4 separate regions of the Mus musculus genome follow, and all the other regions are linked to region 1. Evidence: chromatin loops called from intact Hi-C (ENCODE). Cell type or tissue: heart. All regions are shown on one strand. Region 1 holds the start of Ptgr2 (prostaglandin reductase 2). Region 2 holds the start of Entpd5 (ectonucleoside triphosphate diphosphohydrolase 5). Region 3 holds the start of Rbm25 (RNA binding motif protein 25). Region 4 holds the start of Aldh6a1 (aldehyde dehydrogenase family 6, subfamily A1).

Region 1 (8,000 bases):
AATGTGGTAACAGTCTCCTACCCCATTCTTCAAGTTTTCCAAACGAAGTGAAAATGTTCAGATGTTCTGTTACCCGGGCCTCCAGTCCATCTGATGGCTGCCCATTTGCCGGCGGTACTGGTATTTTTCAGCTACTCTTTATACCAGAGTTAGAGCTCCGCGATTAGCCCTTGCTGGAATACAGTGCTAAGGGCGATTCCTACAGCCGCTTGATTAAGTCCGTTAGGGTTTGCAGTTCCTGGAGATCCCAAGTTATTCTAGAAACAAACCACACCCGATAGTGACTAGTCAAGTGGTTCTCAAACCATGAGTTTCTAGCTTCTTGGGGTCCCCTTAGACCATCGGAAAACATTTCCATTACGGGTCGAAACAATAGCAAAATAACAATTATGAAGTAGCAATGAAAATAATTTTATGGTTGGGGGGGTCACCACGCACGAGGGTCACAGCATTAGGAAGGTTGAGAACCGCTGCTTTAGTCCTCTAGATCTCAGCTTGTTCACCTACAAAACAAGGGTTAGACTTGATGCTATTTCTCACTGTGATTCCCCAACCTAAGACTCAGTGAATCTAACATGAATCAAGTTTCTTCCAGAGGCTGGGGCTGGCTGTCAGGGCGTCTGCCTAGACCGTGCCAGGACGCGGGTTCAACCTCTGGGGGCACAAGAGGACACAGGGGACTTGATCTGAAGTCATTAGTTAATTTGCTCTCTTGGTCCTGGAGGCGGGGTCGGCCACGGAGCCCTAATGAGGTTAACTTATGGATACTCCTTGCCTAGACTAGCAACGTATCCTGTGATTCTCACCAACCTTGGGGACCAAAGGATCGCGTATGAACTTCAAAACCCCGGCCCTAGGAGACGAGAGGGCAAGGAGGCCGGCTTAGTCCTGCGCTTGCGCAGTGTGGTCCTAGGGCTAAGGTCGTGCCGCCAGCTGACCCTTCGCTGTTCATCAAATCCCGCGAGATCTCAAACTGACAGACACGCAGGGGGGCCACTGTATCGCTGCACCGGAAGCTGGATTAAGCCCGCAGAAAAGGAGGAAGTGCCGAGCCAGGGTGACCTGTGGGCGTCCTCCTCGAGCTCCGGGCGACACCGGCGGTATAGCTTGGGACGCTAGACTAGGGAATGCCCCGTAACAGGTGCTCTCCGTTTTGTAAGAATTCCGAGGGTGAAGTTTGGGCGCGACTGTGTTTGAGGTGCTTCAGATTTGAACATCTATTGAGCGCCTACTGTGTGCCACGCATAGGGGTATACTTATGTCATGTTGAAAAACCTCAGCACCAAGAGGTTTTGATCCTCTTGGTGCTGAGGATCCAGGAAGTCGGCTTGAAAATGTGAGATTACTAGTAATTTCTGTGAAAGTGGTTAGTCGTGGGAGCCATAGAGGAAGGTTGGCTTTCTGAGGTGGACATTTGCACACGATGGCATAGACAGCACAGGGAAGGTCAGCAGAGCCCTTTGTGGCAGAATGGTTGAACAAAGTACGGCTAAACAGGAAGTGTGTTTTATTAAAAGATATTGGGGATAAGTTGTGCGACCTTGGACAAGTTATTCAGCCCCTGTATGGCGTCTGTGAAAAGGATAGCATGTTTGCAACTTCATGGCGGTGGTGTTTGAGGACGGAGTTGTATTTAAGCAAGCTGATTAATAATTTATTTTCTTCTGTATTGGGAATTGAGTCCAAGATCAGCCTTCCACCTCCCCTATGCATGCTGGGCAAGAGGTTTTTACTACTGGGCTATATTGCCAGACTGTTTTTCATTTTTATTTTGGGACAGGTTCTCACTAATTTGCCCAGGCTGGCCTTGAATTTGCCGTCTGTATTCCATCTGCCCAATAACTGGGATTACAAATGTAAGACGCTACCATGCTAGAGCATGTCAACTCACCCAGTTCTGGGATGCCTGGAAACATTCAGGAAATAAACTATATGACCCCTCCGAGGTCCCACCCAGCTAGAAACAGAACATGTCCTTTGCCCTTGTGAGTTCAGTGAGCTTTTCCTTACAATAGTCTGCTACACAGATGCTTAAGGCGTATTTTTAATGACTGTCATTGAACCAGATCTTTTGGTGGTATTTTAGAATGGTCGAATCAATTAGAAACCCACTTTAATTTAACAGCAAATGGGGTTTACTGAGGTCTACTCAGCTCTGCCTCCATTATGATGCCTCCTAACCCACTGCCCTTCAGGTCTTGAATGTGATCTTTATTTTAGATGGAGAACCTGTGAGTAAGTCATGGTTGATTTTGTTTGTTTGTTTGTTTGTTTGTTTTCGAGACAAGGTCTCTCATATCCCAGAATTCTGGCCTTGAATTTTGTTATGTAGTTAAGTCTGGCTTTGAACTCATTCCTCTCTCTTCTACCTCCCATGTGCTGAATTACAGGTGGGAGGCATCACACTGGCTCTGTTATGTGTATCTAGAGAAATAAGGCAGAATGCTGAAAATGGAGAACAGATAACTGTCACCGTGTGATGCCTAACACTGACTGTCAACTTGGGGGGATCAGAAATCACTGAATAGACAAGTTCAAGGTGTACCCATGAGGGATTGGCTTCATTTTAAGATGACTAAGGTGGGAAGATTCACCCCAAGGCTGAGTAGGACGATTTTTTAGGTTTGGGTCCTGGACTGAATAAAAACGACAAAGCCAGTTGAACACCAGCATTCCTTGTTCTGGTTTTTTTTTTTTCCCTAAAGACTTATTTATTTTATGTATATGTGTACACTGTAGTTGTGAACCTTCATGTGGTTGCTGGGAATTGAATTTAGGACCTCTGTTCACTCTGGTTGGCTCTGCTCATTTATTATTATAAATAAGTGCACTGAAGCCGTCTTCAGACGCACTCATTACAGGTGGTTGTGATCCACCATGTGGTTGCTGGGAATTGAACTCAGGACCTTTGGAAGAGCAGTTGGTACTCTTACCCACTGAGCCATCTCGACAGCCTCGTTGTTCTTTTTCTTGACTGTTGGTGTGGTGTGAGTGACTGCTTCAAGCACCCAGAGTGACTTCTCCATGACGACTGTGCCCTTAAACTGTAGCCAAAATAACCCTTGTCTCCTCTGCCTTCAGTTGCTCCTGTCAGGGTATTTTATCACAGCAATAGGAAAAGAAACTCAGGCAGTTGGGCAGCAGTCCTTTGATTGAAGATTTAGCCATCACAGTACAGGTAATAACCACTCAAGGACAGTCTGACAGTTGTAGCTGAATAAACTTGGTTTTTAATTTTTATGTGATTTCTATACATGGTGATTCCATAGGCAGTATCTGTGGCTGGGTGTAAAGAGATGCACTTGGAGTCTGCACCCAGTTGGAGGGTGTGACAAGGGACATGCTGGAACTCAGGAATTTGAGCACCTAGCAGCCATATCTCCCCACTATACTAAATGATGTGACGAATAAGATGTAGACAGCACTGCCTTTATAGATGCCCACCCCATCCTGCCCCCAACCCCAATCTGAAGCATTGACCAGGGGCTGGGTGCAATCCCCAATAGTTGGCAAGAGAGAGAGAGATTGAATCTCATCGGTCCTCTAAACCGACTGATCATTTCCAAATAAGAGAAGAAAATAGAAGAACAAGGCAGGTTACACTGAGGAACCAGTCAGTACATTCTCCAGACAAAAGAGTGAAGAAGCAAAGCCAGGAGAGACTCCAAATGTGATGTGTGAGCCGTAAGTCCCAATTCTGGTCATGCTCTGTAAAAACATCTGCAGGCATTCGGGCAGGTTGACTTAGCACCAGATGTTGGAGGGTAAGGACTTACCTGTGCTATTGCTTCTGTTAATAGTCATTCATTACATAATTACTGTTAACTAGTATTTATGTTGCCAGAGGAACTTACCTGAAGGGTTTTGAGTGAAGTGGGATGGAAATGGGATTCTCTTTAAAGGAAGGCTGCAGAGTGTTTTACCCTGATGAGTTATATCCCAAAGGGAAGAGTGAATTTGAGAGTAACTACCATTCTCAGATGGTGGCCATTTTTTCTGCCACCATCAGTGAGACTTATCAGTGTGTGTGCTAGAGAAGCTAAAGGAGTGGAGATGCTTCTGTAGTCTTCAGCCTGGCTTACTAAACCTCTTACTAACGTTTCCAGCATCGGACATTTGGTTCTTTTACCTGTTTGGATCCCAGGTTTCAAGCCTAGGACCTCATACATACCAGGCAAGTGTCCTACTAGACTGAAGCTCCAGTCTGAAATCATTTTTAGAAAATTTATTGTATGCCTGCGTGTTTGCAGGCATGTTTGTGCCTCAAATGCATGTGTAGTGCCTAGGGAGGCCAGAAGAGGGCACTGATCCCCTGGAACTGGTGCAGCCAGCGGGTGTTAGGAACTGACCCATACACTATGCAAGAGCAGCAAGTGCTCTTAATAGCTGAGCCATCTCTCCAGTCCTTTCTTAATAATTGATTAAGAACAGAGTTGGGGCTGGGTGTGGTGGTGCAAGTCTTTAAACCCAGTACTCTGGAGGCAGAGGCAAGCAGGTCTCTCTGAGTTCGAGGTCAGCTTGGTCTACATAGTGAGTTTCAGGCCAGCCAGGTCTATATAATGAGACCCTGACTGAAAACAAAGAGAAGTAAACAGGAAAAGTGAAATTGTTCTTCTGTAGCGTTGAGTACCTGCAGGAGAGTCAGGTAGCAGTCCGGTTGTGATGTCAAAGCCCTGTCTGAGGAGGTAGTGGTAGAATGGGAAGTGTGGGAGCCGTGAGGTCTGGCTGAGAGCTATGCCTTTCAATTCCACTACATCCCACTCCTGCCGTCACCTGTGCTATGGTTTTGGGCACACATTATACTAAACTTCCTTTGTAAGATGAAGTTACTTTAATAATGGATATAATTTCTCCACATCTACTGGGGATTGGTTTCACGATCATATGAATATCAATGGTTATCAAAATTTGCAGATGTCCAAATTCCTTAAAATAAGATGGTCTATTAGTGTATCATTTACACATCTTCCTATAAACTTCAAGTCCCCTCTAGATTACCTATAATACTCAACGCAATATAAACAATGTAAATAGTTGTTACACTATGTTGTTCAAAGAATAATGAGTCTGTAGGTGTTTAGTACAGAGTATCTCTTTTAATACTTCTGAAAATATTGGTTGATTGAGATAGAGCCTTGCTGTGTAGTCCAAAAACATTTTTTTTTTGTTTTTTCGAGACAGGGTTTCTCTGTGTAGTCCTGGCTGTCCTGTAACTCTCTCAGTAGACCAGGCTGGCCTCGAACTCAGAGATCCACCTGCCTCTGCCTCCTGAGTGCTGGAATTAAAGGCGTGCACCACCACTCCACTGCCCATCGATCACACTGACCTCTTCATTCATACTCCTGAGTGCTGAGATTCTATCAGACATTACACTGGCTTTTTTTTTTTTTTTAATATTTTCAATCTACAGTTGACTCTTTGGGTGCAGAGATCAGGGGTATGGTATACTGATGTGTCTATAACTTTGTTGTTGCAAGCAGTAGTAATGGAATCTTTGCAAAAGTTATCTGTAAATTATCCATATCTATATAAATACTAACTAAGCAAGTCACAAATGAGCAGAAAAATTAGCAAAGCCTACTTGCCTATTAAAAATTAATTATCCGCTTAAACATGCAGCATGGAAAATTTCTTTTTTTCTGAGACAGGGTTTCTTTGTGTTGCTCTGGCTGTCTTGGTAACCAGTCCTCAAACTCACAGAGATCCACCTGACTGCCTACCCAGTGCTGGGATTAAAGGAGGTGTTTGACTGTGAAGACTCAGACAGTTTGGGTTTGAATTGGCTCCAGTACTCGGGTTTAGTGCTTAAGTCCTCTAAGGTGCAGTTCCCTCATCTTTAAGATGGAGGTAATGGCTGGAGAGATGGTTCTACAGGTAGAGGTGGTACTCAAAGATCTGATGGCTTGTGTTCAATCCCTGCATCCCACAAGGTAACAGAAGAGAACCAGTTCCCTAGAGTTGTCCTTTGACCTACCCTGAGCACTGTGATGTATGCACACCAGTGAGCATGCATGTGTACACATGAGCACATAGATAGGGGCTAATCCTGTTAGGTAATTAACTGGGGACTTTCTTTCTTTTCTTTTCTTTTCTTTTTTTTTTTTTTTTTTGTTTTTCGAGACAGGGTTTCTCTGTGTAGCCCTGGCTGTTCTGGAACTCACTCTGGAGACCAGGCTGGCCTTGAACTCAGAAATCTGCCTGCCTCTGCCTCCCGAGTGCTGGGATTAAAGGCACCTGCACACACACTCAGAACACTGAGGTTACCTTCTGACTGTCACATGTGTACACATGTGCACCCGCACACACTCTCAGAACTCTGAGGTTAACTTCTGACTGTCACATGTGTACACATGTGCACCTGCACACACACTCAGGACACTGAGGTTAACTTCTGACTGTCACATGTGTACACATGTGCACCTGCACACACACTCAGGACACTGAGGTTAACTTCTGACTGTCACATGTGTACCCATGTGCACCTGCACACACACTCAGGACACTGAGGTTAACTTCTGACTGTCACATGTGTACACATGTGCACCTGCACACACACTCAGGACACTGAGGTTAACTTCTGACTGTCACATGTGTATACATGTGCACCTGCACACACACTCAGAACACTTAGGTTAACTTCTGACTGTCACATGTGTAGCTCATACATACTTAGAACACTCAAGGTTAACCTCTGGCTCCCACATGTGTACATTTTTACTTGCACACACTCTCAGAACACCGAGGTTAACCTCTGGCTTCCACCTGTGTACACATGTGCACCTGCACACACTCTCTGAACACACACTTATACAAAAGAACCTTTGAAAAATTGCTGTATTACAGTTGAAGAGGGTTTTTCATTTTGTTTTGTTTTTGTTTTTTGGTGGTTGGTTGGTTTGAGACATAGTCTCACTGTGGAGCTCTGACTGACCTGGAACTCACTTTGTAGATCAGAGAGCTCCACTTGCCTCTGCCCTCAGAGTGCTGGGATTAAAGATGTGTGCCATCATGTCCAACTAAACAGTTGTTTTAAAATACTTTTAATTTACGTTGTGGGTGTCAGGGCCATGTGTATGCATGGCAAATGTGGAGATCAAAGGACAACGTCAGAAAGTCAGTTCTTCCCACCACGTGGGTCCTGGAGATGAAGCTCAGGTCTTCAGCTCAGGACTAGGTGCCTTTACCCACTGAGCCATCTTGCCGACCAAGCAGTTAAGGTCTTTGTGTTTTGTGGAATCTGGGATCCCATCCTGGCTGTACATGTTAGGCAAATGCTTCACTATTGAGCTGTATGTCTGGTCCCTAGGCTAGTGCTTTTTAAATTTATAGCTTAAATAACTACCTAATTCTGGTGGAACATGAAATGAGATGGTTTTTGTTTTGTTTTGATTTTTTGTTTTTGTTTTTTTTTTTTGTTTTTTGTTTTTTTTTAATTCTGCCTTAGTAAGATACTTATTCATGATGGTGTGAAGAGGAATGTCCCCAGATTATCCAAGACCTAGTCAGTCATTCTGGTTCTTTCAGTCTTCAGTGGACTTGTTCCTATTAGCTAAGAATTCTAATCAGATTTAGTTGTTTTCTCCATATGCTTACCGCAGGTGGCATACTGACAGGGGAGTAACATAAAATTTTAGATTCTGCTCTTTTTAGTTCATGTGTATGGGTGTTTTGCCTGGTCTTTGTCTGTGTACCACATGCATGCGGTGCCCAAGGACAACAGAGGAGGGGGTCAGGTGCCCAGTAGTGGACTTGTGAGCTGCCATGTGCGTGCATGCTGGGAACTAACTTGGTTCCTGGGGAAGAGCAGCCGGTGCTTTTGACCACTGAACAATCTCTCCTGTTAGATTCCAAAATCTGATTTTTAATCTCCATTCAGAAGCACAAATGACTGTTTCAATTTTTAATTGAATACTTTATATCTTTCTAATGATTTTTTTTCTAATTACAGGAATTATTTTATATAGAAGTCTTGTGAAACCATTGCAGAATTCAAGTGATGA
Region 2 (8,000 bases), 120 kb after region 1:
TGTAAACGAAGCCTCATCTGGGGTGGGACGTAACTAACGCCAAGGTCAGGGCCTCGGAATCCTTGCTATCTGAAGCATGTGGACACGGGTAACACTCATTGAACCTTAGATATGAGTGAATGCACCCCAAACGGACTAAGGGAGCATGCAGTGGAGACAGGGCAATGCTCCCCACCCCCCAGGTCTCACTACGATTCCATCTTTGTGAACTACTGCTCAGCCTAGTCTACCGAGGAAGTTCCAGAGTTACCCAAACACAAACAAAAAGGCAATAAAAAGAAGAAACGTAGTAAAAATTTAATACTGTTTTTTAAAATCCCTTGAAGTTTTTTATTTTATGTTAATAGTCTCATCATATTACTTAAGGGAAAGAATCCAACTTTTAAAACTACATGTTATACAATATTCTGCTCATTTTTATAAGCAAAGCCAAATTAAAAATTTCAAATAAAAGTCAGGTACATTTCTGAAAGAGTAATGAATATTAAGCACTATTTCTATTAGTAAATAATTGAACAATCTACTGTAACTAAATACTCAGAGGAAAAATATAAGCAGAAGAGGAACTTACTTTACAGTACATACATAAAAATGTCTCTAACCAGACAGTGGTAGATTAATAGTGTACAGAAGAGGTATCTGGTAGAAAGGGTTAAGATTGACAACCGACACAGCTTTGAAAATCACAAAAACACATGACCATACGTCATTTGAAGTATCAATAAAACTAATAAAAAGGCTTAATGAAAAATCGATTTTTATCAAAGCATCAGCAAGGAGTTATTTAAAAATCTGTGTAAATGGAAACAGCAGGAGCAAGCAGTCAGACTTTCTCTGTGTGGAGAGTCATCTCACGCTGGGGGTCGGGGCAGGGAAGTCCTTCTGCCTCAAGGGCTCAGCCCAAACCTCACCACACTAGTCAGAGCACATGGCCATCAGTGAAGCATAAGTTCTTTATGATCCTTCCTTCTTCATACATTCCTCCAGTCCTCAAATCAAATCCTCTAACTCCAGTAGAGGTTTAGAATCCGTGTGCTGCTAGTTACAAGAAATGTAAAGGGGGCTGGTGAGATGGCTCAGTGGGTAAGAGTACCCGACTGCTCTTCCAAAGGTCCAGAGTTCAAATCCCAGCAACCACATGGTGGCTCACAACCATCCGTAACAAGATCTGACTCCCTCTTCTGGTGTGTCTGAAGACAGCTACAGTGTACTTACATATAATAATAAATAAAAAATCTTTAAAAAAAAAAAAAAAAAAAGAAATGTAAAGCTCTTTCTTACACTCAATTCCTTCCTTCTGTATCTTTTTTTTTTTTTTTTTTTTTTTTTTTTTTTTTTTTTTTTTAAAGATTTATTTATTTATTATATGTAAGTACACTGTAGCTGTCTTCAGTCACTCCAGAAGAGGGCGCCAGATCTCGTTACGGATGGTTGTGAGCCACCATGTGGTTGCTGGGATTTGAACTCTGGACCTTCGGAAGAGCAGTCAGGTGCTCTTACCCACTGAGCCATCTCACCAGCCCTTCCTTCTGTATCTTATTCCTTTCAGAACAGCGTCACACGCAGATCACTACTGCCCATAACGCTCACTCTGTACAATGAAACTGTGGCTTTAGATCAAAATGAATCTGGCAGGACCAGCCTCCATTCTCCATTGTTTGAGCCTGACTGAGCTACAATAATTACCTTCCAGAGACAGCTGTTGCAACTGCTCCTCCCGCCCCAATCACAAGGTCTTTTCTCAGCCACGCATGAAAATCAGTCTTTTAGATAAGAATACACCATTAATTGGAGAGGGGTTTATACTGCCCCAATAAACAATTATAGTGAACATATGAGGCGATAAGCTATCTTATTTAGGCAGATTTCTGAGTTCGTAGTCAGCCTGGTCTACAGAGTGAGTTCCAGGTCAGCTAAGGCTACACAGAGAAACCCTGTCTTGAAAAACCATAATAAAATAAAATAAAATAAAAGGCTTCATGAAAATAAAATTAACAATGTTTTCAGTGTAAAAATTTTAAGTAAAGCCCAGTAAAATCACAGATAACTAATGATTAAAGAGTTATGAAAACACCTGGAGAAAAGATTATGAATACTATTAATTTTGATACAAAATAATCCTGAACTGACATCTGACAATAATACAATCATTGAGAAAGAAAAAAAAATCTTTTGGCAAAAGGTGGTCAAATTCAGGAATAACATAAAACAAACAATTCCTACCCAGAAGCCTCTGAAGTACAAATTCAGCATTAAGCTAGCTGAGGTGGTACCTACATCTGGATAAATAGTCTACTTACCAGGGTCATAATGATCGCCTCTGCTTGAAGATTCAGCCAATACACTCTTCATTCCTGTGTCAACCAAGAACTGTAAGGATTGAACATAGAAAGTTAACAAGCCCCAGTCAACAAAACACTATATAGCTTATGTCTTAAAAGCATTTAACATTCCCAACAATGAGACAAAGCAAATTCATAAAACAAAGTATTTCCCTGAAACTTAACAGTAAAGCTACCCACCAGCAATCCCAGAAGGAAATGATAACAGATAAGCTTCTGAAGAGGAACTTCCTACTGCATACTCCGTGCTATCAGTTGCTTCTTGTCAATAGCTGACTGAATAACAATACCCAGTTCTTTGGTGGAGAACAGTGTAGTTTCTAGAACTACTTCTACCAAAATGAAGTATCTTGGCCTTTCTCCAGTGATTACACATGGTGCTGGCAAGATGGCTCTGTGAATAAGAGTACTTGCTATGCAAACCTGACAACCTGAGTTCAATTCCCAGAACCCAGAAAGGAGAGAATAGACTTTATGCACACAACATATTCATACACACACTCACCTGCCCACACACATATATACACACACACAGACTCATGTAGAGAGTAAATTCACAAGTTTTAAAATATATATTCATGTCTGACCATCTGGGACTGAGTAACCAATGGGAGGTTCTTCCCTGGGTAAGACTATTTCTCCCAATCTCAGCATCCCTTAGTTGCCTGTAGTGCTTGTCTAGGGTTGGGTAGGGGCCCTGTGAGATTTCTCCCTGCCATGTTAGCAAGTCTATTGGCCTCATCTTGATCATATACATACAAGTAAGTAACATAATATGAACTGAGCATGTTGCTTTTATTTGCTATATATATAATATATGGTTACATATATAAGATACACACACACACACATACACACACACATATATATAATTAAAAATATATGCACCAACAGTTAAAGAAAAAGAAGCCACGAACCAGAAAGAGAAGGGGGGAGAGAGAGACAGAGACAGAGAGAGAAGATAAGTAAGTGCTAGGGGGATATGGGGTTGGTTACAGCTGAATGGAATAAAAAGGGGGGAGGGGAATGGATGTTTTATATTTTAATTTTTTAAAAAATGGTTTTTGAGTAGGGTTGTGAAATATCAATAAATTTAGGTAGACCTTGAAATTTGATATATATTTACACCCTAAATTTTAATATAAAAATTAATTTATAAAACATTCACAAAAGAGTAAAATGAGGCCAGGTGGTGGTGGCACACACCTTTATCCCAGCACTCAGAAGGCAGAGGCAGGGGATCTCAGAGAGCTTAAGGTCAGCCTGGTCTACAGAGAATTCCAGTGCAGCCAGGGCTATACATAGAGAAACACTGCCTCAAAGAAACCCAAATAAGCAAAAACAACAACAACTAAAAAGAGTTAAAACGATATAATTTTATTGTAATATCAAAAACATTATTTGTTTGATAAAATACAATTAACTATAAGTACTTTAAAGCACTGTGCATAGCTAATGTGGCAGTGCGCACCTTTGATCCCAGCACTCCGGAGGCAGAGGCAGGCAGATGAGTTCAAGGCTAGCCTGGTCTACACCTTGAGTTCCTAGAAGGCCGAAGCTGTATACTAGACACTGCCTCAAAACAACAATAACAACAACAAACCTGCCACCTGGCTGTGGTGGCACATGCCTTTAATCCCAGCATTTGGGAGGCAGAGGCAGGCTGATCTCTGTGATTTCCAGAACAGCCTGGTCTACAGAGAGAGCCAAGGCTACATGGAGGAATTCTGTTTTGGGAAAGAAAAATAAAATAAGAAAAGCACTATGCATATGTTAAGAAGCAACGTTCCCAGGCTCCACATCTTTAATTGCAGCACTCGGAGGCAAAGGAAAGCAGATCTTTGAGAGTTCTAGTCCAGGAAAACACACATAGTGAGGCTGGATCTCAAAAGAGGGGGTGATGGTCTGGAGAGATGGCTCTGGGTTAAGATCACTGGATGCTAGTCCAGAGGTCCCAGGTTTGATTCTCAGCATCCACATGTCAGCTCACAACCATCTCTAATTCAAGTTCCAACGACCTCTTCTGGCCTCCAGAGGCACTGCATACACCTAGCACATAGATTTGCAGGCAGAACGTCCATATATATAAAATAAAAATAACGGTGAAAAAAATAAACAAAGACACTTTTATTTTAAGTCAAAATTTTATGTCTGAGATAATCTGTAGAAGTATATTCAAATGGTAAATGTGGGACTGGCTTTTATTTACAACCAATTTTTGTAAAACAAACAAACAAACAAATAAATAAAAAGTCTAAATATACATACCTATGACAGAAAATGCCCCTACTCCCTTTCTGCTAGTTAGCAATAGGTGCTTTATAGATTGCTTCTCAGAGGTAATGTACATTATCTAAGGGAAGGTACATGATGTAGAGGTGATTCTACTCATAAGTTCATGGCATGTCACCAGAAATATAGTCAAAATAGGCCATAGCCGTGCTAGCAGAAGGTTCAAACGGTTTCCAAGGTCTCTCATCAAATCTACTTGCTTACTCTAACCGCAAAATTTACAAACCACACAAACCACGCCCTCTGGGGGGGGGATGAGGTGGGAAAAGAGAGATTTAGAGGTCAAAGATGTCACCTTACAGTTAGGGGCTTAGTAACTAAGGTCTCCCTAGAGAGAGGGGAGGAGGAGTTCTAACAATGATGTTTCAAAATAAATGTTAAATGAAATTTGAAGCGGAGTGATAAAGCAGAACCGCGCTTCACTCCCAAGCCTATTGACAAGGCAGCCACAATACCTGTCTTCCGTAATGACTCACTCACGCTCAGTGAATGAAGACATAATCACAGGGTTCCTCTTCTGAACCAACTAGAATACTGGATGGAGTACTACTCCTCGGGAACCCGGGTGCGAGGCAAGTGCTTGCAACTTTATGCAACTTGCAGCAATGGGACTTCAGGCACTAGAGGATGTGGGCGATGTTAACTAACAGGAACCTGGCGGTCGGCTGGAGCCAAGCACCTGCCACCTAGATCCGGGGACCAACGATCCCCCCCCCCCCCCCCCGCCACACCGCTCCAGGCAGGGGAGCCAGAGTCTGAGCACCGGAGCCCGCGGACCCTCGGAGGCTGACAGCCTCACTCAAGCCACCGCCCTCGGAAAAGTCAACTGCCTCCCTGAAAGCGTTTGGCCTGGGATGTCCCCGGGTGCACTGTCCTCCAGGGAGCCCGCGAGACAGAAGCGAGGATGGAGGGGAGGTAAGCATGAGGCGGGCAGCGAGGGCGCCGCCACCGAGACAGAAGCAGGGATGCGGGCAGGACCGCCACGGTGGCCGCGCCAGAGGCTTGGAAGATCCGCCCGCCCGACTGGAAGCGCTTCAAGCCTCACTGGCGCCGCTCCGATGCGCGCGGGGCGGTCGGAGAGCCGCCGGCCATGGAGCCTCAGGGGGCGCGAGACAAGTCGTGGGAGGCTAAGACGCCGCAGCCCCGCGCCCGACACCCGCCCCTGCCGAGCTCCCGGCCTCCCGCCCGGCTCCAACCCCGGGAGCGCCGCCGAGGCTCGTGCACACTCACCGCGCGCGCCGCCCTGGCGCGGACGCCCGCCGCCTCGGAGCGATCTCCGCCCCGCCCCTCGCCGCGGTCACGTCACGCGCGTGCGCCCTCCGCGTGCCCTCAACGGCGCGGAGGACGTTAGCCCTTCGGCGTGGTGGTTTCCTTAGAGACGGAGTCGGCCCAGGTGGCGGCCACCAGGACACCAGCACGGTGAGACTCCCGCAGAAGTCAAGATGCCGGCGAAGGACAAGAGGAAAGACAAGAGGAAAGACAAGAGGAAAGGCAAAAACAAAGGCAAAGAACCAAAGTAAGAGCAGCGCAGAGGCTCCCCGTTCCCCCTGCCTACCCTTGTCATTTTGCGGCGCTAACTGGATGCCTCTGTCAGGCTTTTGTGGACAGCTCCTGTTCATTCTTGATTGGCCCTAAGATCTGAGAGCTCTCCATTGTGAGACTGATATAAACACATTCTTTTCTATTCTAGCTCTTGTCTGAGTGGTTAAAGTTGTTCCTTGGGTCATTCAGGAATCCTCTTGGGATCAAAGGGAGCACGCGAAATGATTTAACTGGACGGATCAGTACACACACAAACACCACACACAGAGACACAGAGTGAACAGCTATAGCGCTAACCCCATGGATGGTCCCTAGGAATTGTTGCTAGAATGTCAATAGAATGACTGGGCTACAGGATGGTTCCTCAGGACTTTGGAGTCACACAAGGAGTTCAACGCCGTAGATGAGAAATGCAAAGGGATCGCTTAAGCTTGTGACTGTAATGTGAATTCTCTGGAGACAAGTTAAGTAACACACACCTCTGGTCGCATTGCTCTGGAGGCTGAGGCAGGGAGATCACAGCCACTGCTACATATGGAGACCTCGTCTTTAAAAACAAGTCTGAGTGTAGTTCAGTGATAGAGTGCTTCTTGTGCAGGGTCCTAGGTACCATCTCCAGCAAAGTAACTTAAGAGAGTAACTTTCTTTTTAAAAAAGATTTGTTTATTTTTATTTATATGCATACACTGTATGCTGTCTTTAGGCACACTCCAGAAGATCCCATTACAGATGGTTGTGAGCCACCATGTGGTTGCTGGGAGTTGAACTCAGAACCTCTGGAAGAACAGTCAGTGCTCTTAATCTCTGAGCTATCTCTCCAGCTCTGTACCACAGTGTTTTGTTAATGCTGGTGCAATCTTTATTTCAAAGGACTTTACCTTTTGAATCCATCCTAGGGCCTTGATGTATACTTACCATGCATTCTACTTCTACTTCTACCTGATACATGCATACCATGCACTCTAACTTTACCTGATGTATGCATACCATTCAGTCTTCTTCTTCCTAATGTATGCTTATTATACATTCTACTTCTACCTGATGTATGCTTACTGTACATTCTGCTTCTACATGTCTACATTCCCAAGGTCTTACTTTTTTTTTCCCCCATCTCTGCATCAATGACTATGGTGTGTGTTTTTCAGGCATCCTTAAAGCCTGGGATAATGTGTTACCAACAATTGAAGTACTTAACATGAAGTACTTACCAACAAATGAAGTACTTAACATACCTGCCCCAAGTAACCTGATCCTTTGTCTAAGAACTAAGCAAAACAAAACAATAGCAACAAAGGCTGTGGAGAGGACAGATATACAACAATTGTGTCTTCGTGTAGAACATGAGACCCAGGCTCACAACTGAGTGAAAGAGGAGAAAGGATTGCAGAGCACTTGCCTAGCATGCTCGAGCCTGGGTCTGATACTCAGCACAGCAAAGAGCAGGAAACAAGAATATGGAGAATGGAGTACATGAGAAGCTAGAGAGCTTTATGAAATACATTTGGCCTCTTATTTCCTCTTTGTTTTTCTCATCCTTTAAGTCATACTTCAAAAATAATTAATAGTCATACTCCAAAGTTCTCCTCTTGAGGAAGAAGCACCAATTTAAGTCTCTTATATGAATACTAATATATATATATATTATTAATGTATTAATGCATTAGTCCAACAATATATGCTTTTATGTGTCAGGCAAGCCAAACAAAATAGAAATGATACTAATAAATTACATGTTGTCAATATCTTCTTCTGCAGGAAAATAATCAAATCAGATGAACCTGCAATTGAAAGAGCCAAAGCCAATGCCTCTCTTTGGGAGGCCAG
Region 3 (8,000 bases), 660 kb before region 1:
TATTGGGCCTTAGTGGAAACTGAACGTCTGACAATAGGACACCAAGTCACTATGCGACCTGAACTACCCATCATGAGCTGGGTACTATCAGACCCTGCAAGTCATAAAGTGGGACGTGCACAGCAGCAGTCTATTATCAAATGGAAGTGGTATATACGTGATCGGGCCAGAGCAGGTCCTGAAGGCACAAGCAAGTTACATGAAGAAGTTGCTCAAATGCCTATGGTTTCTACTCCTGTTACAATGCCATCTGCTGCCAAGCATGCACCTATAGCCTCATGGGGTGTTCCCTATGATCAACTGACCGAAGAGGAGAAGACTAGAGCCTGGTTTACTGATGGCTCTGCACGTTATGCAGGCACCACCCAGAAGTGGACAGCTGCAGCATTACAACCCCTTTCTGGGACAACCTTGAAAGACACAGGTGAAGGGAAATCTTCACAGTGGGCAGAACTTCGGGCAGTACACATGGTATTACAGTTTGTTTGCAAGAAGAAATGGCCAGATGTACGATTATACACTGACTCATGGGCTGTAGCCAATGGATTGGCTGGATGGTCAGGGACTTGGAAAGATCACAATTGGAAAATTGGTGAGAAAGACATCTGGGGAAGAAGTATGTGGATAGATCTCTCCAAATGGGCAAAGGATGTGAAGATATTTGTGTCCCATGTAAATGCTCACCAAAAGGTGACTTCAGCTGAGGAGGAGTTCAATAATCAAGTGGATAAGATGACCCGTTCTGTGGACAATCAGCCTCTCTCCCCAGCCATCCCTGTCATTGCTCAATGGGCACATGAACAAAGTGGCCATGGTGGTCGAGATGGAGGTTATGCTTGGGCTCAGCAACATGGGCTTCCACTCACCAAGGCTGACCTGGCTACAGCTGCTGCTGATTGCCAGATCTGCCAACAGCAGAAACCAACACTGAGCCCCAGATATGGCACCATTCCTCGAGGTGACCAGCCAGCAACCTGGTGGCAGGTTGACTACATTGGACCACTTCCTTCGTGGAAAGGACAGCGTTTTGTTCTTACTGGAGTAGATACTTATTCTGGTTATGGATTTGCCTTTCCTGCACGTAATGCCTCTGCTAAAACCACCATTCACGGACTGACAGAATGCCTCATCTATCGTCATGGTATTCCACACAGTATTGCTTCTGACCAAGGAACTCATTTCACAGCCAGAGAAGTACGACAGTGGGCTCACGATCATGGAATTCACTGGTCTTACCACATTCCCCATCATCCTGAAGCAGCTGGGCTGATAGAAAGATGGAATGGCCTTTTGAAGACGCAGTTACAGCGCCAATTAGGTGGTAACAGCTTGGAAGGCTGGGGCAGAGTTCTTCAGAAGGCAGTATATGCTTTGAATCAGCGCTCGATATATGGTACAGTTTCACCCATAGCCAGGATTCATGGGTCCAGGAATCAAGGGGTGGAAAAAGGAATAGTTCCACTTACTATCACTCCTAGTGACCCTCTAGGAAAATTTTTGCTTCCTGTCCCCATAACTCTAGGTTCTGCTGGCCTAGAAGTTTTGGCTCCAGAGAGGGGAGTGCTCCTACCAGGAGCTACAACAAACATTTCATTGAACTGGAAGCTCAGACTTCCCCCTGGTCATTTTGGGCTTCTAATGCCCTTAAACCAACAGGCTAAAAAAGGAATAACAGTGTTAGGAGGGGTGATAGATCCAGATTACCATGGGGAAATTGGATTACCTCTTCACAATGGTGGTAAGCAAGATTATGTCTGGAGTGCAGGAGATCCCTTAGGGCGTCTCTTAGTACTACCATGTCCTGTGATTAAAGTCAATGGGAAACTACAACAGCCTAATCCAAGCAGGATGACAAAGGACGCAGACCCATCAGGAATGAAGGTATGGGTCAATCCTCCAGGAAAAGAGCCAAGACCTGCTGAGGTGCTGGCTGAAGGTGAAGGAAATACAGAATGGGTAGTAGAGGAAGGTAGTTATAAATACCAATTAAGGCCACGTAACCAGTTGCAGAAACGAGGATTATAAAGTAATATGAATGCCCATTGTAAATTTACTAATGCGTTTGCGATTGTACGAGGGATAGTTATATCATGTTAGGCGTATTTACAACCTTGTTATTGTTTCATGTGAACATGAGATATTATTTGTGTCAAGTTGACAAGGGGTGGATTGTAGTGGCTATTCCTGGTTGTCAACTTGACAATATTTGGAATGAACTACAATTCGGAATTGGAAGGCTCACCAGTGACCCTTATCTGGAGGCTTGGAGATCCTTATCTGGATCTTGGTTTGAAGATCTTGAGCCATAGTGGCTATGGATTCCAGAAGATTGAATCTCCGAGTTAAGGAACACACCTTTAATCTGGGCTATGCCTTTCATCTGGGATTAAAGGTGTGGTGGAACACACCTTTAATCTGGGCTACACCTTTTGCTGGAGACAATATAAGGACATTGGAAGAAGGGAGTCTAGCTCTAGCTCTTGCTCTTGCTCCTTCGCCTGCTTGCTGCGTGAGACTGAGTAACTGCTAGATCCTTGGACTTCCATTCACAGCTGCGACTGAACCATTGTTGGGAATTGGGCTGCCGACTGTAAGTCATCAATAAATTCCTTTACTATTTAGAAATTATCCATAAGTTCTGTGACTCTAGAGAACCCTGACTAATACACTAACCAACCAAGGTTTGCTATTTGTTATCCCAGGACTCCAGCTCTCCCAGGACAGGAATAAATCTCACTCTCCACCTTCAGAGAGACAAGCTCCTTGTAAACGAATTATAAAATCCTTCTGAGTAACAGGAAACAAAAGCAGCAGATACTGCTTATAAATTCCATAATTTGGATAACCCAGTAATTTGTGAGTATTCATTTTCACTGTTTTAGTATTTTTAGTCATTCGCACACTGCGGAAAGTTGCATTAAATATTCTTACAGGTTTCTGAAGATACCAAGCATCTAGTTACCTCTTTGACCCTGTTACCTCGCCTAAGATATAGTGTGTGTACGCACAAAAAGTCCAAAAAACCCAATATAGCCGTTGCCAGTTATTTCTTGGTGTGAGCAGTACTTTGCGAAGAACAAATGACATCTGGGCTTTCTATTGAGGTTCTCGGTCCCGCCCAGGTATCAGGTCATCGAACCTCCAAGAATCAGGAGACCAAGGTTCTAATTCCTGGAAAACGAACTACCAAAAAATGTGAGAAAACCTGTAACAAGCCCCGCGCGAGTAACCAGCCGGAACCTTGACCTCAAGATGGCGTCGCACAGTCATAAGATTCAATCGGCTCCAATCAAAAATGGCAGGGTGGGTGGTAATTTACAGCTCGAGCCTCTCTAGGTCCCACTAGACAATCCCACTCTATGGTCATCCCTCTGTACTTAATGAGTCAGAGGCGACGGCGGAGACTATCTAGGCATCACCTTCTCTATGGTTATCCCTTTCCACGCCTCCTGGCGCAGTGCACGCCGGGCAAGAGGAAGCCCTCCAGGAGCTCCCCGCGCAGCGCGGCTGTGTTTTGCGGCCTAGGCGAGTAGGCGCTTCGGAACCAGTCTCTAGAGTCGGGCGGCGCGCAGACACCTCGAACCGGTGGAGCCCCACTCCATCACCTGACGCCCAGAGGCCGCGAAGACAGTACCGTTTTCTTAGCGGCGGGTGAGTCCACGCTTCCGAACGCGTGAGGAAACCGCTCGACCTGCTACCTCAGCTGCGGGAGGAGGAGGCGGCGGCGGAGAAGCCAGGGCCGCTGTGGAGGCCCAGCGGGGTGGGGGGTGGGGGGGGGTGGGGAGACGGGGCGGGGTGGGGGAGGGGACGGGCACGCGGCTCGGGCTTCTCTTCCCCTCCAAGGCCTCGGAAAAACCAGTGAACCAGGAGCCCGGGGAGGCCGGGCCCACGGCCGGAGCGGTCCTCCGGGAATTTTATTTTATTTTTTGTCGCCCACTTTGTCTATTGGCTTCCGTTTCAGTTTGGGAGCGAATCGCCTCGGGCCCTGACGGGGCTCCTGTCTTAGCCAGGGCTAGGATCGGTCGGCCCGGAGGCCCTTGTCTCCTCGGGGCCTCCAGAGCCACCTCTCAGTAGGTTTCCGGGGCCGAGGACTCAAGTGCCTCCAGGCTGCGCCTTGAAAGTAGCCTGCGCCCACTCTTGGAGCGAGGTGCGGGCCACCAACGGATTTCTTTTCTGTCTGGTAGTCTAGTGCCAGCCGCCAAAAGAACGGGCCCCACCCCTCCTTGAGTTTATCGAGTGGCCACTTTTTTGGTTTTAAAGCACCTTTCCTGCTTGTTGGAGCTAGTGATGAGTTTCACCGTCTGATCCCCTTTCCGATTGGGAGGGATGCTGTAAAGGATCTCTCCATTCATTCTAGGCGGCACCAGCCTTCTTCATATTAAAATATGCTGCCCTCCTTTTGTTTTCAGTATTGATTTTTAAATACAGTTTTCGAAATAAGAGTATGAAGGTTATCTTGAAGTTATGTAATAATGGATTTATATTGACGTGGAAATGCCATTTTGATACAGGTCAGAGTAAAGCCGACCAAAAGGAGGGAAAAGATTGGGCTTCTCTTGTATCATAGTGCTTTAGTGAAATAAGGTGAATCAGGTAGAGGCAGTATTGTATAAACAGTTTTTTTGTGTGTTGTCTGTGAGCACCCTCAATTTCAGTTTCTCTTCAGTTTAAAAATCTCTTGTTTTTTTTCCCCACAAGTAAGAGGGTCGCTGTATGATATTGATTCTTGTAAGCCTGTATATAGATTTAAGAAAGGTTGATAGTTTAACGGGGAGTATTCACACCACGAATGTAATTTTGTGAGAACTTTAATTTTTTTATAAAAGATATTTCAAAGAGTTCAGTGTTCTCATAAGACATTCAATTGCTCAGTTGTGATTCAAGCAGACAATGTGCTTATTAAACTTTTTTAAGTCTTGATTTTCTTCATCAGTAAAATGAGAGTTACATTTCGATCCACTTCACAGGTTGGACTTTGGGACTGGAAAAAATGTATGTAAAATGCTCACTAAAATTTTGTATAACATGATGTTGGCTTATACTAATAAATGGTGTTACTTAAGAATTAAGAGTCAGACGTTTCAGAGACTTTTTACATTTCTTCCTGTGTACTTAGAGTAGACTTTAACATATTTAAGCTCCTTACTTTCTCCACTGGTAGGGAATTGAGACCTTGTGGTTTCATGAAACTTTTGAATTGGTAATTTCTCAGTGGGGAACTTTGGAGTCTACACCCACTTACTGTGTTTCCCTGAACAAATTAGCTTCTTGGATACAGACGGTAACCCTTGTACACCAAGGAATCTAGGAGAGAAAAAGGATATTGAGGACTTTTACAAGGAAAAAACATGTTGGCATCAAGTCATTCTGGGATTATCTCTTTTTTGTGTGTGAGGAAGGTGTCACAAAAGTATTTTCTGCTAAGAATTTTAAATATATTTTGTGTGGATGGGTTGATTGGGTGTTTTGCTTCCATATATGTTTGTATACTGTATTTGTGCCTGGTGAGGCCAGAGGCCAGGAAAGGATCTCCAAGAACTGGAATTTTAAAATGGCAGTGAAACACCATATGGGTTCTGGGAATGAAACCTAGGTCCTCCGGAAGAGCAGTAAGTTTTTGTAACTGCTGCGCTATCTTCTTCCTTTCTTTTGGTAGGATACCAAAAAACTTCTAGGGAAAAAAATAGTGTTTTGCATTTAGCCATTGTGTATTAATAATTTTGGCTAATAGATCTATTCTGTGATTATCTTTTTATTGCAATGCTGTGTCTGAATGAAGATACACACACTTGTGCGTGTTAACAATGTTGTGTTGAGTTATTGACTTCAGGTCAAGGGCTTTTCACATTACTTTTTTTTTTTTTTTTTCGAGACAGGGTTTCTCTGTGTATCTCTGGCTCTCCTGGAACTCACTCTGTAGACCAGGCTGGCCTTGAACTCAGAAATCTGCCTGCCTCTGCCTCCCAAGTGCTGGGATTAAAGGCGTGCGCCACCACACCCGGCTTCACATTACTTTTTTAGCCACAGAAAAGTTTTCAGTTTATTTTCCTTATTTATGTGAGGAAAATTTGTTGTTTCATAGCTTTGAGAAAAGTTAATATTAAATTAGCACTGTTAAAAGTAATCACCATCTTGGAAAACTGTTCTTTATATTTTTTAATGTTTTTTTTTTTTTTTTTAATTTTTTTTTTAGATTTACTTATTTATTATATGTAAGTACACTGTAGCTGTCTTCAGACACACCAGAAGAGGGCGTCAGATCTTGTTATGGATGGTTGTGAGCCACCATGTGGTTCCTGGGACTTGAACTCCGGACCTTTGGAAGAGCAGTCGGGTACTCTTACCCACTGAGCCATCTCACCAGCCCATATTTTTTAATGTTAACAAAAAGCTTTTTGAGACAGGAACTCACTATGTAGACAAAGCTGTCCTCCCAACTCATAGAGATCTACTGCCTCTGCCTCACAAGTGCTAGGATTAAAGGTGTGTACTACCATACCTAGTCTTTGAATGTTTTGAGGGTTAATATAGAGTTACTGTGATGCTGGGGAACAAATCCAGGGCAGTGGACTTGTTAGGCAAGCTTTGTTTCCTTGAGTTAGAGAGCTTCAGTTCTTTTCTCTCTTGTTTTACAGCTATCCCACATTCCTCAAGGAGATTTTGATTCCTTCTTAAAGCCTTCTTGGATACCTTTGTTCTGGTTTTTTGAGTTTCAGTAAGTAGCCCATGCTGGTATCAAACTCAGGCTTCTCTGGTCCTGGCCTCTCCAGTGCTGGGTAATAGGCATGTACCAAGCTTAGCTTCTTTTGTACTTAAAACATTTTTTTTAAGTATTTGGAGAAAATACTAATAAGAATTATTAATATTGCTGTTTTTCCTTTAATCTTTTCTTTCTTTAAAAAAAATTATTATTTATATGAGTACACAATAGCTGTCTTCAGACACACCAGAAGAGGGCATCAGATCTCATTACAGATGGTTGTGAGCCACCATGGGGTTGCTGGGAATTGGACTCAGGACCTCTGGAAGAACAGCCAGTGAGTGCTCTTCACTTCTGAGCTATCTCTCCAGCCCTTCTTTACTCTTTTCTTAACTCTTTGAAACAGCAGTCCTTATTCTAGCCCAGGCCTTGAACACATTATGTAGTCCTGACAGACCCATGTTATTCTACAGTTTTATCTTTACTTTGACATAATTTAAAAGTTACCCAAAGTACAGTGAATTCTCAACCATTCTAACTCAGGTTCCTTAGACAGTGTTTTTGCCAGTTTACTTTTGTTCTTTTCTCCTTTCAGTAGTTTTCTTTTGACATGTTTTGCTACTAAATTTCAGATGTGTTGCCACTATACCCACAAATACTGTGGTGTATTTCCTGAAAGCTCTGGGAAATTCCTTTTTTATCATTTAAAAATAGTACAGTGATCACAGTCAGGAAATTAGCATTGGTACAGTACTGCTTAATTTTCCTCAGGCCTTAGATTTTGGTAGTTGTCCTGAATTGAAGTATTTTTAAAATAGTAGCTTTAGAAAGCTCAGTGAATTTTTTAAAGTAAATATAGAGTTGTGTAACTTACCCAGAAGTACCCCTCTAGCCTATTTGTGAAGCACTATGTATATTCTGCCTTAGGTTGTAGCGATCACCAATGTGTCTGGATAGGTGCTGCTTTTTTCTCATTGAAAGTGAGAGTTTCTCAGGAAAAGATCTTATGTTTTGGAGATTCAAAACACTTCAGCATTCCAATCCTTGCCTCTTGTCATCCAGTGCTGCTGTGCAGTGTCAGTGACAGGCCATGACTGTGCTGGAAGACAAGAGCTCTATGCCTGAGCCATGTCCCCAACCTGTTGAAAAGTTCTGCTTAAAATAAGTTTCTTTTTAACATTTTCATTATTTGGCAACAGAACCTTTAGAATGGTTCCTGGAGAATCCAGTTGTCTGTGAATTCAGTTAGTGAAGTGATTTTTCTAAAGCTATACTTGCTTAAGGTAGTGCAGTTATTAGT
Region 4 (8,000 bases), 170 kb after region 1:
AACACATGCACACATTTCTGCAGTAGATCTCCTAAAAACCTGATGAGTAGAAAGAAATTAAAGTTTATATAAAAGTGCAACAGGAGACATTCCTAGGCTGGATGAGTAAGAGATAGTGTCGCTTAATACTGGATTATGAATCTTGCCAGGAACAGAGCAAGTCTTGCCTCAGATTCTAAGTCCATGCTAAGATGCAAACACAGGGAAAAGCTATAATCAAAGCTGGGGATCGCCGGCATACAGCTTCTGGAACTCTACAACTTCCCTTGCGCGGCGTCCGTGGGGTTCCAACTGCAGCCTAGAAGAGGATATGTCGGCACTTGAGAACTGATTTTCGGAAGGTGTCTTCCTAGGCTCTTATTTTCTACCACCTGTCTGGGGGAATGTTTAGTCTTTTGAATGAAGCAGTATTAGCAAAACCACATGCCCTTATTTACCTCCAAAAGTTTAACTTCGCTGAGAAAGTTTAACTTGGCCCAGGGCTTGGGAAAAACACTAAAAGCCAGAATGTTTGTGAAAACTAACAAATGGCTGCCTTTTTGATATGAAAACCTAGGGTACATGTCTAGGAGATTCAAAGTTCCTTCTCTGATCTTAGTTCCATGTCCTTAATGAGCTCCCATCCCCTCTTGCCTCACATAGAGGCTGGATGGGGGGAAGGGACGCTCCTGGCAAAGGAAAGTACTCTATGTACAGCGACCAAAAGGAGGAGTTTCTGGGGCACAGAGGTGGCTGGTACAGAGGTGAAAGAGAGACCGTGGGAGGAACCAAAAAAGAGAAAGCAAGCCAGCATGTGACAGCAAGGACTGAGCTGGACTGGAGGTGGGTGGGTCAAAGCTAAAAAAGAAAAGGCTCAGGAGTAAAGGGGAGTGGGGAGCAGGCGTGACCGTCCGGGGCTGAATCTCGGGGCCAGGCGGTACAGAGTGACAGCCCTGACGCACGGGTCTGGTGGAACACAAGGGGCTGCAAAGAAGGGGCTGGGCCAAGAAGTCTGTCCGGCAGAAGCATGGTTTAGAGACGGGGCGGAAAGGACCCATTTCTAACATCATGGTCCCTCGTCGCCACCCTCACTCGCCTGCAGGATCCGGGACCGCATTGCTGCCGCTGCCGCCACTGCCGCCGCCATGGCTCACCGACTCTGCCCAGCTCGCCTGCGTCTCGGCTGCCAGTGCCTCCCTTGAAGCAACACCGTTAAGCCACGCCCAGAACACGACCGAGCCTCTCCATTGGAGGGAAGGGCCACTTCCTATAACCAATCACTTGTCGGAATCTTTGACTCCACCCATCATTCCCACCCCTGGGAATAGGTGATTGGTCAAAGGTGGAAGCGTTCTGGGCTTCTCTCACTTTATCCTATTTTTGTTGGCGGAAATATGGAGACGCCCCCTCGACTTGGTACTGCATAGTAAGCACACAGGGAAGACGCCCCCTAACCGGGAACTCCGATTGGCTGTAGGTAGGCTCTCTAAGGTCCCGCCCCCTTGCTAAGGAAAGTAAATAAGGTCCTTGAAGAATTTTGCCTGCGTTCCACTTTAACCACTCCGTGGGTGGGGCTGCTGTCTGGGGTGGGACTAGGCAAATGTTACCCTATGAAGTAGGGAAACGAGACCGGGCTGTGAGCTAAGGATAGGTTATCCCTGCTAGGGGCGTGGCTTGCGGATCCTCGCTTTCCCGCCGACGGTTGGTTACGTCACGTGACATGGGCTGGAAGATGGCGTCTCCCACAGACGGTAAGAGCCGGCTTGGAGATTGTTGGCCTGTAGTATCATTATTTGCTTCTCTGGGAACTTCCTCTGTCCTCACCCTTACTCTTTTTTTCTTGCGCCCCTCTCCTTTCTCTCCCACTTTTCTCCTTTGGGGTATGCCGGCTTTTCAGCTAGCAGGTGCCTAGTACCAGGTCTCCTTGCTGTGTACTAGGAAGGAGTCCATCAACCGGAGTCCCTATGGGGGGAAAAAGGACAGAGGTCGCTCCGGCCCATCGGTGATGCTGAGGGTTCAAAAGGAGCTGCTGAGGGGAAAGGGAACTTTCTTTTTGAACAGGCCCATTGGAGTGTTGGTTCTGTTCTCATCTCAGTAGAGCTGGTACGTATGAGTCTCTCAAGCTCTATGGCTGTGAAGTGTGAGTGGTGACTGACATGAGGTCTAGGGTTCATTCCTCTACCGAGCCGGCAGAGAGAGAAGCTTGTCTCCTCAGTTCAGGTCCGTTGCCTTGGCAGCAGGAGGTGCGGGGACCTGGTTTCCTTGCCCTGAGTCCCGAGGGAGTGAAAATTCGGCTTGTTAATGTCGCTTCTCACGCTTCTCAACTCTTCCTTAACTCGTCACCCCTCTACTTTATGTGTTGTTTCCGTAGGCTGAGGGCAGGAGCAATTCTGCTTATTCTGTCTTCTAAGACGCAAGTCATCTCAGTAGACATATAGGTGTTCTTGATATACCCGTATGCTTTTGCTCGCGGTTTTGCTTTAATATTTGGAATTGCTCTTCTGTCATTATTCAGCATCTCAGTTTATATAGTTATTCTGTTAACTTTGCACTTTGCCCGGGCCACACCCAACTATAAATTCCAATTCTGTCTTATTTCATTAATTTAGTCCTAGGGTTTTTTTTTGGGGGGGGGTTGTTTGTTTATTTTTACTATTTATTTATTTATTTTGGTTTTTCGAGACAGGGTTTCTCTGTATAGCCCTGGCTGTCCTGGAACTCACTCTGTAGACCAGGCTGGCCTCGAACTCAGAAATCCGCCTGCCTCTGCCTCCCGAGTGCTGGGATTAAAGGCGTGCACTACCACTGCCCGGCTAATCCTAGGTTTTAGAATAATGCCTGTAAAGGATTTGGCTTTAAGTTAACGTTTATCCAAAAGTAAAACTGGCCTTGGTGTGTGACCTCTAATTCTAGCTTGGGAGATTGAGGCAGGAGGTTTGTTGCTTCAGGCTTGCCTAGGCTGTAGAGGGAATTGTAGGCAAATCGTGTCTAAAATAAAAAGTTGGTTTAGTTTGTTGGTTGTTTTGTTTTTGTTTTTGTTTTTCCTGAGACAAGGTTTCTTGTATAGTCCTGGCTGTCCTGAAACTTGCTCTATAGACAAGGCTGGCTTTGAACTCAGAGCTCTTCCTACCTCTGCCTCCCGAGGCGTGCACCACCATAACACAGCTTAAAATAAAACGTTTTATTTTTAAAAGTAAGGGAGGAGTGACTGGAGAGATGGCTCAGAGATTAAGAGCACTGGTGCTCTTCCAGAAGTCCTGAGTCCAATTCCCAGCAACCCTATAGTGACTCCTGACCATCTACAATGAAATCTGGTGCCCCCGTCTGGTGTGCAGGTGTACATGCAGGCAGAACACTGTGTACATAGTAAATAAATCTTTTTTTAAAATGTGAGGGGGATGCAGGGGGCTGGTGAGATGGCTCAGTAGTTAGGAACACCTGGTGCTTTTGCAAAAGACCTGGATTCTATTCCCAGCATCTACATGGTGACTCATGACTCGATTCCAGTGGATCTGACCGCCATGAACATCAAGCACACATGTACTCCACATATATACCATGAAGACAAGACAGTCATACCATAACTACATCTGAAAATGAACAATAAGAAGTGAGACTGTAGTTCAGCACTAGGGAGTTGTTGATCATGACCAAGACCCTAAGTTCAGTCTTTAGTACTAAAGAGGATGATTAGATTATATTCAAAAGTAAGGATACCAGAGTTTCCTCCTTTCTAATTCTTTCCTTTTTTTGAGATAGGGTCTCACTGTGTAGCCCAGGTTGGCTTCAGACTCACCATCCTCTTGCTTTCCTACCTGTGCCTCCAGTAAAAGTCTGTACCACTATGCCTGGCCTCTTACCAAAGAAGTTGTGTTCACAACAAAAGAGATTCTCTAGCCTGGGTGTTTTTTTGTTTGTTTGTTTGTTTGTTTTTTGTTCTGTTTTGTTTTTGCTAAAACATCCTTTTCTTACTAGCAAAAAAAAAAAAAAGTGTTGGTAAGATTTTTGTTGTCTTTTTAAAAAATTGGGGTTCATCTTGGTGTCTGTGGAGGTCTCCTGGGAGCAGGATTTCTAAAAGCCAGTATCTGGAAGACTGTGGTACAAGGCCAGTTTTTGCTGGATAAGTGAGGTTCTAGAAGCAGAGAGCATCCAGCTCTTCTTCAAATTGAAGGTGCTGGTATCTGAGAGGAGACTTAATTCTACTAAGACAAAGAGATGTGCTTATGTGTATCAGAAAGTAACACAGTGACTCCTGGAGCAGACCAAACAAAAGCAGAGAATTGTGCTGAGAGATAAGTCTTCTGTGGAGAGATAAGTCTCGGCCCTGTAGAAATGGTAGCAGCCATCGTGCAAAGGCCAGAATCCATGGAATGCTACACAAATGTAAACTAACGAAAAGTAAATAAGTCAAAGAACTTGGGTTTGTGGCATTGCAGTTTCTTGAGATGGAGAAGGTTGGGTAAGTGGATTTTGAACATAGCGCTATTAAGGGGTTTTCCCTACGTGCAAATGGAGAGGGACATCAAGGAGCCTCTTGGACAGGAGGACAGGTAAGCCTTGAAATAGGAATGGTCATTGGTATATGATGGTGGAAGTTGTAGAGAGTAGAGCCAGCACAGTCTGAGATCTGAGTGGAGCAGAGTGAAGGAGGAGTCACTAAGAGGAAACAAGCGCAGCAGTTTCATGAAAGCATCTCATGCTGTGGGAGGTCATAGCAGGGACACATAGAAGTGGGACGGTCTGGCAAAGGGAAGCTTGATAACAGTAGTTTCAATGCACTAGGGACTGAACTAAGAGTTTTATAGGTTAGAGGGTGTAGGTCCTGGGGAGATGATACATTGTAGGTAAGCAGCTAGCTTTGCAAATATGAGGACCTGAGTTGGAAGCCAGGCATGGTTGTACCACCAGCTCTGTGGGTGTGGGGAGGGTATGCCCAGAAACAGCTGGATCCTGAGAGCATGCTGGCCAGCTAGCTTCTTAGTGAGCCACTAATAGACAAAATAAAAACATTTAGCATCCTTTTTGGTGTTTATTGTCATATGCCTATTTGTAGACTTATTACATCCATATATGCATGTGTGCATGCACACACACACACAGAGTGTGAGGTGTGAGAGTAAGGACAACGGGATACCCAGGAGGGAGGCTATGAGTTTAAAGGGAGAGTTTGCATGTTTCTGTGTGTGTCTGCACTCAGACATGCATATGGATACTGGTGCATGTGTGTACATACATGTGGAGACTTGGTTAACATTAAGTATAGTTTCGCTCTTTCTCTCATTTGTTTACTTATTTTTATGAGACAGGGTTTCACTATGTAGCCCTGGCTGTCCTGGGTCTTACTTTGTGTACAGGCTGGCCTCAAACTCAAAGATCTACCTGCTTCTGCCTCCCTTGTGCTGGGATTAAAGTCATTCACCACCATCACACAGCAAAGTGCTCTTTTAATAAGTGAAAAGGGAGATAAATTCTAGATCAGGCTTGCTTGTTGGCTCTGAGTCTAAAATAGAAACTTCTGCTACAAGAAGACTGTCTGAAGTGCTTATTAAAGCTGAAGACAGTGGTCTACAGTCAAGATTATCTTTGTTGAGAGCAGTGACACTTAGCTGACTGTAACTGGAGACAAGTTGAAGAGTGTAGGAAGACAGGTGGGTTTGCTGACACTCTTCTTTACAAGGGGTTTTGCTGTAGTCTGGGCTGGTCTCTCAATGCTCCTGCCTTAGTCTCCCAAATGCTGGGATTATATGTGTCAATCACCATGTCCACCTGATACCCATTTAAAAAAAAGTTTATGTGTATAGGTATTTTGATTGCATGTATTTCTTTGTACTACATGTATGCTAATTGGAATTATGGACAGTTGTTAGCTGCATGAGGTGCTGCGGATTGAACATAGGACCTCTGGAAGAGCAATCCATGCTCTTAACCACTGAGCCCTGATTTACTTACTTACTTACTTTCTTTCTTTCTTTCTTTCTTTCTTTTTTTTTTTTTTTTTTTTTTTTTGGTTTTTCGAGACAGGGATTCTTTGTATAGCCCTGGCTGTCCTGGAGCTCACTTTGTAGACCAGGCTGGCCTTGAACTCAGAAATCCTCCTGCCTCTGCCTCCCGAGTGCTGGGATTAAAGGCGTATGCCACCCCGCCTGGCTGAGCCCTGACTTTCTTTTTCTTTTTCTTTTCTTTTTTTTTTTTTTTGTTTGTTTGTTTGTTTTTTTCTTTTGAGACCTGACTTTCTTAAACACTTATTTTAATAAAGTGGAAGTCTGAGTTTTGATGAGGGAGAATCAAATTTATTTGTATTACATCATGCCCCAATAGGGCTTCAGGGAATCAATAGTTGAGACCTCTGAACTTCTAATTGAGTGTTTCAGGCTATGTTCTTTGAGATTGAAATATAATAAAATGAGAATGAATGCATTTCTCATCCCATCTTGGTGTTTGGTTCTAGGGACGGATTTGGAAGCATCTTTGCTAAGTTTTGAGAAACTTGACCGTGCCTCACCAGATCTCTGGCCAGAACAGCGTGAGTTATGACTTTTCTCATAGTAGAATTGACGCAGGAGAGCCGGCGCTCCCTTGGGAGAATTTTATAGTGTTATCATGGATCTGATGACTAAAATTTTTATTTTGGTTTAAAGAGAAGAGATTGATGTACAGTAAAAATAGGGACTTAGTGGTTTAACTTTTCAGAACATTGCAAGAAGTGATAATGAGCTTTTAAACAAAATTATAGTTTTAAAACGATATATCTGAATTTCAGACAATACTGAGATGCACAAAGCATTTGTTCATCTCCTTTAGTGAAATAGTTAAATATTGTTTGTAATTTTATTACAGACTTGTTTGGACTTTTTTATACGTGTACAGATAAGCATATACATATGTATGTTATGTATTGTCTGCATGTATATCACACAGGAATTTTTGGTTTTCATAGTGATGATGTAATATGTATAGAGCTTTCAGCTTAACTTATTTCAACAGGAAATTTGATGGATCGTTCCATGTTGATCTTTGTAGGTCTGCTTCATTGTTTTATGTATATTACAGTGGACAGGTATATTCTAGCTTCTATATTCACATTCTATTTGGAAACCTAACTTACCTCATTTGTATTTCACAGGCAGTGTATCAGTGAGTATCCTTGCATATCTATCCTGTATGTAGAAGAGGATGACTGCCCATTTTCTCACTAGCCAGTGTCACTCCTCATTGTTATGTTTAACTTGCATTTCTTTTAGGTTAAATTATATTCATTATTGGGCTGAGGGAAGCAGCCACGTGCCATGACGCATGTGTGGAAATCAGAGGACAGCTGGTCCGAGTCAGTTCTGGCCTTTTACCATAAGCCTGAGACTCTACAGTTCAGGTTGTTGGCTTGGTGGCAAGTGCCTCTCTCCACTGAGCCCCAGCTTGTATTTCTTAGTTAACAGAATTGAACATTATTTCCCTCTACCTTTGTATTTTAGCTGCTTTGCTTTTTAATGTGGTAGTATCCATGAGGCATTTGCATAAATAAACCAAACAGGACAACTGAAAAGAATGTTTAGCTTATTTATATTACTTATTTATTAGTAGCCCTGGGGTTCAAACCAAGGTCATGTGCATGCTAGAAAAGCACTCTATCCTTGGTCTAAATCGCTAGCTCTGGAGAGGGGGTTAAAACTGAGGCGAGAGATAGCTTACTGTTCTCAGGCCCAGTCCTGGCCCTTTAAAGCGGGAGGCAGTGGTTTCTCAGAGAAGCTTCTTCCGCCCCTTCGCTCCCATGAGAGCTTATTTGTTTGTTCTTGTCTTCCTGTGACACCTGATGCTTTTCTGAAGTGCTTAAGTGATGCTGATAATATATGCTCTGTCTTTTTCTAGAGTGTAAGCTACTTGAAGGCAAGATTTGGTTTTCAGTTTTTTAGGTTTTTGGTTTGTCCGTTTGTGTTTTGTTCTTTTCAGACAAGGTTTCTTTGTGTAGCCATGGCTGGCCTGGAACTTGCTCTATAGCCCAGAGTGGCCTTGAACTCACAGAGATC

What was found. Hi-C counts contacts between places; a loop is a spot of excess contacts. Peaks named below come from ENCODE experiments on the same cell type or tissue, not always from the same donor. Only the 100,000 strongest peaks of a DNase experiment are listed, where the experiment ranks them.
Region 2: a loop joins it to region 1, with 2.7 times the contacts of the local background. A loop is called at or near these places in 1 of 42 quality-filtered maps.
Region 3: it touches region 1 in a loop (3-fold over the local background); 1 of 42 quality-filtered maps calls a loop at or near these places.
Region 4: a loop joins it to region 1, with 2.8 times the contacts of the local background. A loop is called at or near these places in 1 of 42 quality-filtered maps.

The regions. Positions count from the first base shown.
Region 1 is chr12:84,284,336-84,292,335 of GRCm38, forward strand. Ptgr2 (prostaglandin reductase 2) reads left to right here and starts at 961. Exons shown (of 10, transcript NM_029880.3): 1 at 961-1,141; 2 at 7,949-8,000. The coding sequence starts at 7,997. In heart, a CTCF peak has its summit at 4,294 (motif pointing right); a DNase peak (open chromatin) is centred at 976; H3K4me3 peaks cover 2,430 bases; H3K27ac peaks cover 2,006 bases.
Region 2 is chr12:84,403,106-84,411,105 of GRCm38, forward strand. Entpd5 (ectonucleoside triphosphate diphosphohydrolase 5) reads right to left here and starts at 5,924. Exons shown (of 16, transcript NM_001026214.2): 1 at 5,865-5,924; 2 at 2,301-2,370. Bbof1 (basal body orientation factor 1) reads left to right here and starts at 5,963. Exons shown (of 12, transcript NM_028377.3): 1 at 5,963-6,150; 2 at 7,932-8,000. The coding sequence starts at 6,077. In heart, CTCF peaks have their summits at 4,363 (motif pointing left) and 6,054; a DNase peak (open chromatin) is centred at 5,906; H3K4me3 peaks cover 2,038 bases; H3K27ac peaks cover 1,586 bases.
Region 3 is chr12:83,628,767-83,636,766 of GRCm38, forward strand. It overlaps Rbm25 (RNA binding motif protein 25), which reads left to right and starts at 3,477. Exons shown (of 19, transcript NM_027349.4): 1 at 3,477-3,651. In heart, a CTCF peak has its summit at 3,267 (motif pointing right); DNase peaks (open chromatin) are centred at 3,405 and 4,025; H3K4me3 peaks cover 2,954 bases; H3K27ac peaks cover 2,206 bases.
Region 4 is chr12:84,449,814-84,457,813 of GRCm38, forward strand. Aldh6a1 (aldehyde dehydrogenase family 6, subfamily A1) reads right to left here and starts at 1,211. Exons shown (of 12, transcript NM_134042.3): 1 at 1,076-1,211. The coding sequence starts at 1,126. Lin52 (lin-52 homolog (C. elegans)) reads left to right here and starts at 1,695. Exons shown (of 6, transcript NM_173756.4): 1 at 1,695-1,730; 2 at 6,428-6,502. The coding sequence starts at 1,700. In heart, a CTCF peak has its summit at 3,306 (motif pointing left); a DNase peak (open chromatin) is centred at 1,438; H3K4me3 peaks cover 2,894 bases; H3K27ac peaks cover 1,995 bases.